Regions from separate parts of the Mus musculus genome. Here region 2 is linked to region 1. A link is a loop called in an ENCODE intact Hi-C map of the cell type or tissue named here. Cell type or tissue: left cerebral cortex. All regions are shown on one strand.

The links. Peaks named below come from ENCODE experiments on the same cell type or tissue, not always from the same donor. Only the 100,000 strongest peaks of a DNase experiment are listed, where the experiment ranks them.
Region 2: it touches region 1 in a loop (7-fold over the local background); 2 of 42 quality-filtered maps call a loop at or near these places.

Annotation. Positions count from the first base shown.
Region 1 is chr11:80,880,844-80,883,343 of GRCm38, reverse strand. It overlaps Asic2 (acid-sensing (proton-gated) ion channel 2), which reads left to right. Exons shown (of 10, transcript NM_007384.3): 9 at 1,663-1,731; 10 at 2,186-2,500. The coding sequence ends at 2,287. Among named protein-coding and RNA genes, the nearest start is that of Gm51909, 16 kb to the left of the region's middle. In left cerebral cortex, no CTCF peak of the experiment used is centred here; a DNase peak (open chromatin) is centred at 942.
Region 2 is chr11:81,510,654-81,513,153 of GRCm38, reverse strand. It overlaps a transcript of Asic2 not described here. Among named protein-coding and RNA genes, the nearest start is that of 1700071K01Rik, 62 kb to the left of the region's middle. In left cerebral cortex, a CTCF peak has its summit at 1,521; DNase peaks (open chromatin) are centred at 521 and 1,568.

The DNA.
Region 1 (2,500 bases):
ATAGCTTCATTCCATCCACACAAAGACACTTCTCCTAAGCATGGGGCAGGAATCTTAAGGAGAAGTGGATATGAAAGAAATGGTCACCCTCCTCCTCCTCTCTTTGGACTTGTCCTACATCACAGAGAGGGAGTGGAGTGATGAGAAGAGGTCAGGCTGTGCAGACAACAGCCCTGAGTCCCTTCCACAGAGGGACCAGGGCAGGGTTTCATATCCTTGGTGAGTCCACATCTATATACAACATATCATACCCAACATATTATATGCACATGCATCACACACATATCATACTCAAGCATACATGTATCACATGCATTCCTACAACACTCACACATGTGTGCACTCACACACACACACACACACACACACATTCAGACCATATTCACAGATTTGCATACCACACACAGCACACTCAGGAGTACACACCACTCACAAGTCTGCCCTCTGAGATGCCTGTCTTCTACGAACTGTCTTCCAGAGCCTAGCCAGCCCACAAGAGGAGGCATCCCCCAGGAAAACCCATCAGTCCCCAGATAGGAAACTACAATGCCTACCAGTCACTTCTGCCACTCACAGACTGAGGGGCTATAACCATTAGAGGTGCCTGGGGCCATGTTTCTCAAAGATTCTCAAACAAGAGGCCCAGGAGCATGTCAGTTCTTCCAACTTCCTAACCCAGGCAAGAGTAAGCCTGCCCAGGACCACTGTGCCCAGAGGAATCTGGGCAGAAAGCCAGGCTGGGCCAGCTGTCCAGAGAACGGCTGAGTTAGTAGACTAACCTACCTGTGAATAGGTCCTTGCCAGCTCTGCCCTGCCCCAGTGATTACTTGGAGACCTCCACGTCCTTAGCCACAGATGGGCAATACCACAGATGGGCTGGGTGTGCCTCCCTGAAACTGGTGGTGGTTCTAAAGGTTCTACAACACTCCCACACGGCACTGTCACTTGGGACTCTCTCCGCCTCTTCGTTGTGCTTCCCAAGGAAAGAAACAAATACCCCTAGCAGTGATTTCGGTAGAGCTCCTTGTTCCTCAGCACTGCGACTGCAGCCCAAATAAAGCCAGCTTCTTATTCTGCTTTATGCATTAATTCCTGTGAGAAGCAGTACAAAGTAAATGGCAAATTGAGCCACATTAGATAACAAGTTTAAGAACTACCCTTAATTGCTATGAATAAAGTGTCATAACCTTGGTCGTGCACTCATCCTGTGGAGTTATCTGCCCTTGGAAGTGAATAGCAAAGCTGGGTGTGGTGGTATATACTACTCAGCAGTGGGGAGACTGGGGCAGGGGGATGGTGAACTTGAAGCCAACTTGAGCTACACAGTGAAGAAGAGATCCGAGGATCCATGGAGATCCGAGCAGCGCCTTTAGCTTATATACTGGGGAAAGCAGTCCACACAGCAAGGCAGAGCCCTCCCCATCCTCCTCCAAGATCTGTTTGCAGCAACAAAATCCCATGGAGTCCAAAAGGCAAGCTCGAGAAAATGAGGCCCCTAGAGCTGTCCACCAGGCAGAGTTCTCACCATTGTATGTAGAACCGCAGCCCACACCGTCACTGCCTATGTGACTCCCTGACTCACTCCAAGGAAGGATCTTTGGCCTTTGCATCATCTCTCCCCCCCCCCCCCAGCCTGACTGCCATGTCCTGTCTTTCTTACAGCTGATCAAAGAGAAGCTATTAGACCTGCTTGGCAAAGAAGAAGAGGAAGGGAGCCATGATGAGAACATGGTAAGACTAGCTCGCAGTGGACTAGCTTGCGGAGGCAATACCAGATATCCTGTGTATCGGATATTTACATTACGATTCATTACAGTAGCAAAATTATAGTTTATCAAGGAGCAACAAAATAATTTTATGGTTGGGGGGGTCACCACAAGAGGAGCTGTATTAAAGGGCCGCAGCATTAGGAAGGTTGAGAAGCCCTGCTCTAGAAAAATCAAGCGCACATTCCAAGTCCAGACATCTAGCCCTTCCCCCCTAAGCCATCGCAAGTCAACCAAGTCAGCCGCAAGTGTTACCTTGTACCCACTGGAGTGTTTTAGAAGCTCCCACCGTGCAGGACTTTGCGGTAGACAGGACTCGCGATAGATAGATAGATAGATAGATAGATAGATAGATAGATAGATAGATAGATAGATAGATAGATAGATAGATGACAAGTGCCCCTTTCTTTTCCCTGCAGAGCACCTGCGACACAATGCCAAACCACTCCGAAACCATCAGCCACACTGTGAACGTGCCCCTGCAGACAGCTTTGGGCACCCTGGAGGAGATTGCCTGCTGACACCTCTCAGGCAGCCCAGCACCTCCAAACAGACCTTAAAGGCCCAAGACCCAGGACAGGGGACAGCAAGCTCAGGTGGCATAGCCCCTGAGGACAGAAAGAAGCAAGAGCCCCCCCATATGCACACATTGCGAACTTCTGCCAAACCTCACCTGGCCACATCTGACACGAACGGTCCCGGGCCCAGCCTCGTGTCCCTCATAGGACCGATGA
Region 2 (2,500 bases), 630 kb before region 1:
TGGGATCTACTCTACCTCATATGCCCAATTTCATACCAGACAGGAGCCTTTCTGAACCTGCTCACTCCACTGTAAGCTAGAGGAAAGGAGAGGAGCTACCCAAGGGGCTACTAGGAGCTTGACACCCCACCATGACATGACTGCTCCTCAGTGTGTTCACTATGGCTAATGAAACTGTACAGGAGTTTAAAGTGGACCCCAGAGTACTAGACTCTGCTTACATTGCCCAGCCAGCACTCCCAGAAAGACTCCAGCAGGACCACACATCCCTTTCTTCTTTCTTGCCTCACATCAGACCCTGAGAGCATCCTCTGCCTTCCTCCACATTTTTTACTTTCTGATCCTGTTGTTTTAAGACCTAAATACTAGATAGACCCACTACCCCATATTCCAGTTCCTGCTGGAAGCCAGTTGGACCTAGGGTAACAGGAACGTTGGTTGGCAGCTTCCTCATTTCCCAGATGGACAAGCAGATGAGGCCCTTCTATTATGGGATGAGTTAATGAGTCCTGCGCATGCACAACACATATGCACACGTGTGCGTGCACACTGTTCTGGGAATTCTGCCACGCCCTGCCAGAATGATGTGTCCCCATCTGCCTCACAATACCACCGTTCCCAGAACGGTCTGTGCAGGAGAACGGAGGCTGTATCTTCGGACCCACTCTTTTGCCATGCCCCTTTTATTTTTCTAATTCCTGACACGAAGCAGCCCTTTGCAAGAAGGAGCAGAACCAGACCCCAAATATGGACGTGACTATAACTGAAGCATATGGTTTATACTTTCATCTTCCCCTCTGCAGTAGCCTGTGGCTCCTGGAGTCCTAGTTCCATCTTATACCAGTTTGGGCTCTAGAGGAAGGAAAGACAGATGCCTCCCACCCACAATTTCCATGCGAGCTGAGCTGGAAGACCCCTGAGGTTACAATACCACTCTACCCACCCCAGAGGTCTATATGGAGAATACATCTGCTGAAAAGTTACAAGACCTGCTTTTAGGGAACTCTTGGGGTGGGAATTTCACACTCTGCCTGATAATAAATGCTTTCCTTTCTGTTCTCAGTACAAAAAAAAAAAAAAAACTTTAAAATTTTTTTGAAATAATTATAGACTCACAAGAAGTTGCAAAAATTAACAGAGTAGTCCCATATACTTATCACTCAGCTTCTCGAATCATTTTACACAATGTGTTATATTATCAAGAGCAGGAAATTGACATCAGCACAATGCACTTAACTTAACCAATACAATTAACTTGATTATAGACTTTACTCAAATGTCACCCACTCTGTGTATGTGTGTGTGTGTGTGTGTGTGTGTGTGCATACACATGCTCGAAGTTCTATAAAATTTTTATTAGATCTAGAGGGTTTTTAAATTTTTGAGACACTTTCAGATTTATATACAGCTGTTAAAAAAAAAAAAGACAGATCCTGTATGTCTCATTCCCTCTTAGTAATGTCTTTCAAGGTTGTACTGTGACCAAGACATCCCTGCAGGAAGCACACATCACAGCACTGCAGGGGGAGACATTGCATCCCCACAGGAGGCACACACACCACCATCTCCCGGATCCCTGCTCTCTTTTTCAGTAGCTACACCTACGACCCTGCTGTCCACCAACTAGTCACGCAGACTGATTCCTACCGCTTAATTCACTATCTTGAAGCTGTTTAAACTGCACTAGTTGCTGTGCCTATTTTAGAATAATTTATCCTTATCTATAAAAATCTTTCTTGGGTTTTACTAGGAATTGCAGTAATCTCAAAGAAATCAATTAGAGTGAAAAACTGATATGCTTAATCCATCAATCTGTGAACATGGCTACATATCCCCATTTAGTAAGATGTTTGCTTCATTTTTATAAAAATATGTCATTGAAAACATACAGACTCAGTGCATATTTGGACTATAAACACTTCGGGTTTTAGCAACCATAAATAATAATATTTTGTTTTTTTTTTTTATTTCACCTGATGATACTTTTAGTGCTGATTGTATTGATGGGTCTTGCTGTCTTGGTTGGGGTGTGAAGTACCAAAGAGTCTCAGACAGTGTGTCTCTCGTTATAACTCTGAGGATGTTTCCAGAAAATATTACCTTAGGGAGGAACACCCTCCCTGAATGAGAGTAGCACCATCCAGTCGTCTGAGACTCTAGACAGAGGAAAAGTGGCAAAGGAGAGTCTAAACTGTCTTCCTCTGTACCCCAGACTTCTGAGGTGAGTGAACCTGTCACATCCCCCTGGATCCCCAAGGTGTCACAGTGTGCTGCATAACTACAGGTCCAGGACACAGACAAGTGACTGTCTTAGTTTTGTTTCCTGTTGCTGTGATTTAATACACACACACACACACACACACACACACACACATATATATTAATATATATACCTCGACAAAAGCAGGGTGCTTATTTGGTCTGTGGTTCTAGGTTCCAGTCATCAATGTGAGAAGGTTAAAGTGGGAAGAGCCTGAAGCGTCTAGTCGGAGCACCTCAC